Linked DNA regions of Homo sapiens: region 1 is linked to region 2. The links are chromatin contacts, found by Hi-C or POLR2A ChIA-PET in ENCODE. All regions are on one chromosome and are shown on one strand. The core of a region is the stretch at or near the end of the contact, and the rest is flanking DNA. Distances in the headings are between cores, read along the strand shown. Region 1 holds the start of KLRC2 (killer cell lectin like receptor C2). Region 2 holds the start of KLRK1 (killer cell lectin like receptor K1).

Region 1 (4,784 bases), core at 1,314-3,813, 46 kb before region 2:
TAGTTTAACTTAGGCTTTAATCATTTACAACAAATATTTCTATTAAAATGTAGACAATAAGTCATGATTAGAGAAGGAACCGGTGAACAATATAGTAGGTAGTTTTTTTTATTATTTCAGTCTCTGGCATAGAGATATAGCTCAGTATTGTTTAATATTTTATTCTTTCAAGAGACATTTATTTTAATCAGAGGAATCTGGTTAACTTATATAAAGAAGAAAAATTGAATGAGGGAATTTTAAGAACTAAGGCAAAGAAAGCAAGAAGATAAGTTTGAGAATGCATGTCAGTTACAATTAAGTTGAAAATGCAGCATTTTCTCAAAATAGTGACAAGTACATTAAATTCCTATTGATAAAATCATTATTTAAATTTTGTTATTATGATAGCAGTGATATTATAGGGGTATATGATAAAGAAGTATATAATGTCAAGTTTCAGCCACCTTGTCTAAATGTAGAAAGCAACCACCTAAGATCCTTTTGAAAAGTTACAAAACTTTGGTGTTTGTGACTGAGATGGAAACAATCACCAGCATGGATCAAATCTCTGCTCTCCCCTCATCTTGTCGACCATAAAAATAATTTCTAAGAGGCACTTTAAAATGGACAAACTAAATGACACACTAGCCACCCAAAGTCTCCTATATTCTAAAGTGTGTGATGAGACAAACTGATTCAAAATAGCCCTAGGGTGAGAATTTCCTGTTCAAATCTGCAGTGACACATTGGTGAGGAATCTACTTTTTCCACTCTTGCCTCACTCTGACCCTTCAAAGGGCAGCCTGTGAAGATCACAGATAACGTTTGTGTCTTTCAGAGGTAACCTGACCTCTCCACTGAAGGGCGTGTGGCTTTCTGATGACAGTAGGTAAGTGTTGCTCCTCTCCCTGTTTCTCTACTAGCTCATCTCATTTAGTAGAAGATTGTAAGTACTGGCTGTGATGCACCTGAGGTAAAGTTGATATAGACGAAAATCAAGGTAGAACTTTATTCACGTGAATAATTCAAGGTGAAAAACGAGCCAAAATATAAACTATGTTTAAGGATTTCTTAGAGTATTCACATCATTGCCGCTGGAGAATCACTCAAGTAGATGCATACATAATAATAGGTTTGCCAATCCATGTAATTTAGAGTGAAACCCATAACCATCATGACAATGAACAATTAATTTTGGATTTTGTAACCATTACATTTTGTATATTATATTTAGACCAAACTTTAAAAATAAATTTTTAATATGGATACATCAAATTGTGAATGTCAAACATTAATTCTCAATCACACACCTAGATTTCATGAAAGCAGTTTTAATTTTTAATAAAAGTAAGGATGAAATCATTTCCATAAAATGCAAATCTGACCTTAATTATAAACAATTGGAAGACTTAAAACAATTGAACCAAACATTGCAAAAAAGATGTACCACACTGACATGAGACGCCTAATTAATGAGTTATTTTAACACACTCTAATGCAAATCAGAAATAATAAAATGGCAATTGTGTTAAAAATAGTTGAAATATCTATTATGTATTCAGTGGTAACATGTGCCAGGTTGTGTGTTTAGTTTTTTACATACATTATACTTTATAAATTATTTTTCCCAATGTAGATTAGTAAACTAGGTTAGTAGACACTAAGTAATTTAGTACAGGTCACATATTACAACTTGCAAAGCTAGAATTAATTGTAGTCTCACTGACTACAGAGCTCATTGACTAGATTATTAAATTACATTATCTGAACTATTACAATTACTTATACAACCAAAGCAACCCTCACTGACTTATACAATCATAGGAGCTTTCTGAAAGTTTGATTGGACACTATTCTTCCATAGACGGCCCACACGTTTATTTATCATTTTAAGTTTTCCTATTTTAGTCATTAAATCAATTACCAATTTCTTGTGTAAAAGCAGCAATTTAAAAATACGTTTTCAATAATATTTATGCATACAGTAATGTAATGTTTTACAAGATATATTTTTAAAATTTTAATGATTTTTCTGATTTCCTAATTTAGAAAAAAAATCATTTGACAATACCTCAGGTCCTTTTAATAAATGAATGTAAGTCACTAACAATGTATTTTAGTATAAGAAGATACTCTATATGCTGACAGAACTATTTTATCTTATGGCACACAATCCTTAACCATCAATGACTCTTAAAACTATGATAAAATTTGTGTATTTCTAAATACAGTATTTTGATTGTTGACATATGCAGTCTATTGGTGTTAAACATTTTTGAAGAATCTAACCTTAATTTAATACCAATTTTTCATGAACTTCCTAGTTCTCATAAGTTTAATGTTTTTATTGTTCCCACTAGTAATATTATGTCAAATACAGAATACATCTAAAAAATTGCCAATTATATCGTGTGATTTTTGTTTAAAGCTTTAGGAAATTAGTAGCAGAATTTTACATTGGTTAACAGCAAAGTAAACATTATTACTCAGCCCCAACACATGCACATTGCCTATACCAGGGATCCTGTCAAAATATACACCATTTATAGCTTCTTAAGTGCAGTTATCATAGAGCACAGTCCCTCACATCACACAGCTGCAGAGATGAATAAACAAAGAGGAACCTTCTCAGAAGTGAGTCTGGCCCAGGACCCAAAGCGGCAGCAAAGGAAACCTAAAGGCAATAAAAGCTCCATTTCAGGAACCGAACAGGAAATATTCCAAGTAGAATTAAATCTTCAAAATCCTTCCCTGAATCATCAAGGGATTGATAAAATATATGACTGCCAAGGTAAAACATTAAATATATCTTCAATATTATTGTTCTAGGATGTGCAGTTGAATGCAGAAGGGTGAGGAAAGATTAGGGAATATTTTGCACTTGTGAGAATCGGAGTTCATAATTGGGATCTAAAATTCTAATATGAAATCAGAAGACTAATTTTATTCGGGCATTGTTCAACTGTAATCTGCGGTCCACTCATGGAACATTATATTTACTGAAAATGAAATGGTATATTCTGAGAGAAAGATTACTAGAGTAGATGTAGATTTAGAGGCCAGAGTTTATCATTATGTTTCCCTGTGCATGTGGGTTCTCTAGTATGTAATTCTCTAGTATGTAATCCTAATCAACTCTCTATCTCCCCTCTCTCAGTGCCTCTATTTCTCTCCCTGCAGGTTTACTGCCACCTCCAGAGAAGCTCACTGCCGAGGTCCTAGGAATCATTTGCATTGTCCTGATGGCCACTGTGTTAAAAACAATAGTTCTTATTCCTTGTAAGCATATTCTTGAAAGATTAGAAGGGAACGTTTTACTTTAATGCTTGGAAGTGCCTCAAAATATTTCATACTGTTGAAGAATAGAACTCTTATTTTACTGTTTCTTTCAAAGATCTATTACTTCATTTATTTTTATAGAAAAAGTTAATTTTATTAAAGATTGTCCCCATTTTAAATAACACACAAAGTTTCAAAGTAAGAAACTAAACTCATTATGGTTTATCTAAATATTACTTTTTATAAAAATCATTTTAATTTTTCTGTTACAGTCCTGGAGCAGAACAATTCTTCCCCAAATACAAGAACCCAGAAAAGTACATTTTTATTTTCAAAGTTCTGATATTAGTACAATTTGGAACCAAAAGTAATATGGTTATTCTGAATTTTTCACAACATAAATAACAAAATCATTGTAGAGAACATGTGTTTATTTTTTGTGTGTAATCTATATATATGTATATACATACACACACAAAGATATTTTCTGATTTCATAATTCAAAGGCATGCTATAGAAGAAAAGTATTTAGAAAAACAAATTAATTTTTGAAAGTGGTTACATCAAATACTACAAGAGATGGTGAAGTTTGTGCTAAAGTCTTTAAAAATGTTTATTTCAAAGGTCTATTACTTTATATATTTTTATAGAAAAAGTTAATTTTATTAAAGATTCTCCCCATTTTAAATAACACACAAAGTTTCAAAGTAAGAAACTAAACTCGTTATGGTTTATCTAGATATCAGTTTTTATAAAAATCATTTTAATTTTTCTATTACAGTCCTGGAGCAGAACAATTTTTCCCCGAATACAAGAACGCAGAAAGGTACATTTTTATTTTCAATGTTCTGATATTAGTACAATTTATATTTTGTGTCTGTTTTAAGGCATGTAAAAGAATAGTGGCATTTTTGCAGAAAATAAGCCATAAATTCAGCCATAAATATTTATAAAGAAAGATTATGAGGCAGCATTTCCTTTTCTCCAGTGAGTAGAAATACTCACTTAAAATCATTCTACCCTCTTTCTCCCAATTAACAGAGGTTTCCTACTGCTGTGAGATGATACCAAATAAATAATTTTACTATTCTAAAAAAGCAGTTGTGTATCAGCGATGTTCAACACATGTGTAGAGTGTATTTTTGTTTGTTCATTTGCTTTATATGGGAACACAATTAGGGAGGAGAGGCTAACCCTTGTCTGTGCATGTGTGTATGACTGACTCAGTTATTAAAAATATACATTTATAAGCCTGTAAGGATGCGTAAATATGTTAAGCACATATATGTTTATACTGTTGAAATATGTGAACTAATTTTCATTTTTAAAAATTCATATTGGTCTAGATAGTAATTCATATCTTTATTAGCACGTCATTGTGGCCATTGTCCTGAGGAGTGGATTACATATTCCAACAGTTGTTATTACATTGGTAAGGAAAGAAGAACTTGGGAAGAGAGTTTGCTGGCCTGTACTTCGAAGAACTCCAGTCTGCTTTCTATAGATAATGAAGAAGAAATGGT
Region 2 (5,200 bases), core at 1,338-3,837:
TAAACGCCTCTGACCACATCCAGCTTTAGTGTCACAGCTTGAAGCCAGCAACCTGCCAAGCACTCTGTTTCTAACCACAAGTTGGCTGCGTGTTAAGTCTTTCCTGTGTACCAGAAGAGAAGGGTTTTCTGAGGCCACAGTGCGAGTTAGCTTACTGACCAAAAAGGCCGGTTGATTGTTGGCTCTTCTCAACTAATGAAAGTAATTAAATAGTTTATTGTGGTGATGGATGTTCTCAAATGACTTGAGCCCAGGCTGTTTGCAAAATATTGTAATTTTTCTTCTAACAATAGTTTTTGAAAGTTATATAGATACGTCTATATGAAGTTTGTTCAGGTACTTTTATAGTCAAATTATTCTTTCTGCAGAAGTTAATTGCGTTGGTTTTATTTCACTTATTAGAAAGTATTTTATCTGAAAACTATGCTATGTCCTTTTGCAATTCACATAGAATAAACCAGTACAAATGCCCAGCAAATCCCCAATAAGTTTACTATCATGACTACAGCAAAGTGAGTGTATGTTCAACATTGAGAAAGAAATTGGAGTTTTAACATACTATTTCTTTATCTAACTAATTGTTTTAACCCGACATACAGGACCCATTTTAGAATTTTCTTCTTTAAGAATCCTTTCCACACTCTGTCAGTTGGTTTAGGGACCTTTATATATGACAATAAAACTCTCCCTGGTGCTTAGCTTTATCATGGTATTTATTTCAGAAATCTTCTTTTAGGTATGTGTGGGGACTTCCCAGTTGGCTGTAAGTTGCCATTTGAACTAAACGAAATAGGTAGGATATTCAAATGTTCTTTTTTATCCTATTCCTATCCCCCTTTTCTCAATTCTGTATTTAAGAGACAATCTCTATTCAATCGAAAACTACATATATAAAAATAACTCTTCAGGAAATTGTGATTCAGGTTTTTCCCATAAAAAGCCTGCATTTACTCATTTATTCATTTCCTTTCAAAAACCAAATATTTGTTAAAATGTAGTTGTTAGAAAATATCAGCCTATATTTCCTCTATATAGATCTATTTTTACTATATAAAATAGCTAATAGAAAATGTTGATTAGCTGAAAAGAATCTTGGTATGTCAGAAAATAACATATTTTCTTCAACTTGTTTTATATTCACCTATCTTGTTTAATTTTGAATTTGTTTTATACTTATTCATTTTATATCACCTAAACTAAAAAGTAATTTCCAGCTGGGTGTGGTGGCTCACGTCTGTAATCTCAGCACATTGGGAGGCTGAGGCAGGAGGATCACCTGAGGTCAGGAGTTCGAGACCAGCCTGACTAACATGGTGAAACCTCGTCTCTACTAGAAATACAAAAATTAGCCAGGTGTGGTGGCACATGCCTGTAATCCCAGTTATTCTGGAGGCTGAGACAGGAGAATTGCTTGAACCCAGGTGGCGGAGGTTGCAGTGAGCCGAGATCGCCCCGTTGCACTCCAGCCTGGACAACAAGAGTGAAACTCCATCTCTTAAAAAAAAAAAAAAAAAAAGTAATTAATTTCCATGTGGGCAAAAACTTTCTTTTGGATTGTTTACTTTGACATTCTCAAGATCTAGAAAAGTGCATAGCAAATAGCATTCGCTAAAGAAAAAAAATGTTGAATAAATTTATTGTCCAACTTTAACACATCACCACATGAAAGCTGTTTTCCTTCCTTATATTTCAGAGTTTTAAGATTAATAGCTTTGGTTTTTGTTAAAATGTTATAATGTGTTCATCTTATATTACTTTATATGATGTCTTATGTTAGTATTTTAAATTAATAAACATAAAATATATATTTAGCTTATCTTGTTCATTGGTATCAATTCATATATTATTCTTATGTATACTGGGGTATATATTTAAGTTTCTAATTCTCCTGCATATGATGTAGATATGACAGAGATGCAATTTCATGTTTTTTATATTAAAATTTAAAAATTCCCAGGACTAATTTTTTGTAACTTAAAGGCCAGTGTGATAGTAACCCAGGACAAATTATTGAATAGGAGCTAATTTCCCACTTTATCTGCAATGTTACCTTATATTTTTTAATCTATGCACATGACTTTTTCTTGTCTGTATTTTTACCCTTCTCAATTTGTCTATCTATGCCCCACATGCCACTTTGCCTTTATTAATACGGTTTTAACATAGGTCTTACTATCTAGTAAAACAAGGCTCCCACATTTTCTTCATCTTCAATTGTGACTTTCCTAGTCTTGACTTTTGTAATTTAATGTACATGTAGAATTCTGCTTTGTAAGTTCTACAACAAAACCTGAGGTATTAACTGGAATTGAATTGAATCTCTAAAATATTTAGGATTAAATGGCATCATTTAAATTCATCATTTTCAAATCCTAAAATGTTATTTAAAATAATGGCAAAACTACAATTACTTTTGCACCAACCTAACATTTATCCAACAATGGGTGGTCTTAACTCTTTTACCAAATTAACAATATTTTTGTAGTGATAAGGCGGAAGTACTGTGGTTTATGTTTTTCCACAGGAAGATGAGATTATAATATTTGTCACATCTTTCTCAAAGATAGAAATTCACTAAGTATCTCCACTTTCAATTCTAGATCAGGAACTGAGGACATATCTAAATTTTCTAGTTTTATAGAAGGCTTTTATCCACAAGAATCAAGATCTTCCCTCTCTGAGCAGGTGTGTGTATGTGTGTATGTGTGTGTGTTTATTATTCAAGATATGAGAAATTATATTTCAACCTCAAAAAAATAAAAATATTTACACTATAAGGTAATTCTAATTGTTTCTTAGATGCTTGAATAGAACTCCTGAGGATACGGAATGCTTATCATTTCTGATGTATATTCTATCACTGTATCTGATGATAGGTAATTAGGATATACTTATTGAAGAATCAGAAGTTGTAATATTACTATAAGAAGAAGCCTTGTCTCTAAGCAAAACTAGAAAAATGAATCTTTACATTTAGGATGAGAAGAATTGAGATTCAATTTAAATTGTCAAATTTTTGAGTTTTCTGATGCTGTAGGGGGCACTTACCTTTGATACACATCTTTACATGCAAGGTGAAACAAGTTATATCTGTGCTTTCCAACTATCATAATCAAATATGAAATAGCTTTTATTTTTGAAATCTAAGCACTATGCTTATTTATTAAATGGTTTTTTCTGGAAGCTCTGCTGTGCATTGCTAAGATGTTACTATATAAACATGTGAGATTAGTTTTGTTAATGATGATGGTGATGATAATTTGTTGATGATGATGATATGGGCACGTTGGATTAAAATGCACTAGAAAAGGACATTCAACAAAAGTGCATATAACTTACCTGAGTTTAGCTTGCAGAAAGAAAACTAAATTATTGCCAGATAAAATAAACAACTGGAAACACTTGATCTTAGCTAAAAGGCCAAGAAGCAATAAACGACTATAAACAGAAAACTGGGTGTGTTGTTATCTAATATCAGTAAAGTAAAATATTGGTATTAAATATCTCAATGTAGGTGAATTAATAGGTTCATTATATTGTTATGACATTTTGAAGTAATTGGCGATTATTTTACAACCAAGAGAAATGTATAAAATTAATTTTGCCTGGCTTTATGTGAATTGTCATTTCTATTCTTTTCTTAAAGGCATGCACAGGGGAAAAGTTTCTGCATTTTACTTTTCTATTCAAAATATTTTATCTCACCACGGGAAAGAGAACAAAAAACAAATGCCCAGTTTTATTTTATTCAGGAATCCTTTGTGCATTGAAGACTTTAGATTCCTCTCTGCGGTAGACGTGCACTTATAAGTATTTGATGGGGTGGATTCGTGGTCGGAGGTCTCGACACAGCTGGGGTATGTTTTTACCACATAAGTGTGTAGTTTTGTTTTTATACAATTTTAAGATACCAAGAATTTCATACAAGCATATAAGGCATAGGCAAGCAATTTACTCTGATTCTTTTCATGTTCTATTTATGTTGATTTCATGTTATGTTCATATTGTATTTTAAATCAAGTCTTCCAAAACTTAAAAACTTTTTTCCCTTTATTTTATTAACTATATTATGGTAAAGTCGCTCACAACTTGGGACAGCTTGAAATAGTGAAATAGATGTGGAGTCAGACTTGAATTTTACTCAAACTTTTACCGCTCTCTAGATTTGAAGGGTCAATTTGCAACCTCTGTGTAGTTTAGTTTAGTTTCTTTTTCTATCAAATACAGGCATGAAACATTCCATATTTATCTTAGATTTGTGTAATATTCAAATCAACTGACATGTATGTTAAAGCACTTTTTATCCTAAAGGTGTTTATAAATTTATAACTTATTCACAGTTGGTAACATTATATTAAATAAGCTTTATGATTTTGGCCATCTCTAGCATTCAATTTCTTCATCCATAAAGTGATACCTACTCTCTTTACTCCATATGTAAAATAACTGAGTTAGGTATTACATGCGCAATCAATGTCTAATTTTACCTATAAAATATAATTCATATTATCATTTAATTTATAAAAGGCTTTTGTACAACAAACCCCCGTGACATGAATTTACATATGTAACAAACCTTCGCATGCACCCCTGAACCAAAAATAAAAGTTTAAAAAAGGCTTTTAAGTAAATATTAATCATCAGTAAATAATTAATATTTCAAGAGAGCAAAATGATTCTTTAGGTATTTTGTTCAGAGGCAAGATTATCTGTCTTTGTTCTAAATCATTAGACCCCACTATTTTAGCCTATGTATGTCCTTCATTATAAAGAAAATTAGATGGCTGGGCACAGTGGCTCATGCCTATAATCCCAGAAATTTGGGAGGCTGAGGTGGGTAGATCACCTGTGGTCAGGAGTTCGAGACCAGCCTGGCCAATATGGTGAAACCCCGTCTGTACTAAAAATACAAAAATTAGCCAGGTATGGTGGCACAAGCCTGTAATCCCAGCTACTCAAGAGGCTGAGGCAGGAGAACCGCTTGAACCCAGGAGGCGGCGGTTGCAGTGAGCCAATATCACGCCATTGCACTCCATCTCAAAAAAAAAAAAAGAAAAGAAGAAAATTAGACACACTGCTATTTACTAAAAGCTTACTAAATGATTGATGTTATTGATGCTAAGTTCATTATATTTTTATTTTATTTTTAAAATACCCATACTGGATTGTGACAGTATCCTTTTCTTTTTTATTTCTTTCG

Evidence for each region. A loop is a pair of places that touch in the nucleus more often than their neighbours do. ChIA-PET counts read pairs that join two places held with the same protein, here RNA polymerase II (POLR2A).
Region 1: POLR2A ChIA-PET joins it to region 2 with 11 read pairs in MCF 10A. The contact joins the promoter of KLRC2 here to the promoter of KLRK1 in region 2. A Hi-C loop is called at or near these places in 1 of 168 maps with a recorded cell type or tissue (mammary epithelial cell). POLR2A ChIA-PET finds 5 or more read pairs at or near these places in 3 of 52 experiments (MCF 10A, OCI-LY7 and PC-3).

What each region holds. Positions count from the first base shown.
Region 1 is chr12:10,433,789-10,438,572 of GRCh38, reverse strand. KLRC2 (killer cell lectin like receptor C2) reads left to right here and starts at 2,563. Exons shown (of 6, transcript NM_002260.4): 1 at 2,563-2,773; 2 at 3,163-3,261; 3 at 4,043-4,087; 4 at 4,631-4,782. The coding sequence starts at 2,587.
Region 2 is chr12:10,387,428-10,392,627 of GRCh38, reverse strand. It overlaps KLRK1 (killer cell lectin like receptor K1), which reads left to right and starts at 2,587. Exons shown (of 8, transcript NM_007360.4): 1 at 2,587-2,685; 2 at 3,753-3,857. The coding sequence starts at 3,818. KLRC4-KLRK1 (KLRC4-KLRK1 readthrough) reads left to right here. Exons shown (of 13, transcript NM_001199805.1): 6 at 737-793; 7 at 3,753-3,857. The coding sequence starts at 3,818. All of the region lies in intron 3 of KLRK1-AS1 (KLRK1 antisense RNA 1), which reads right to left.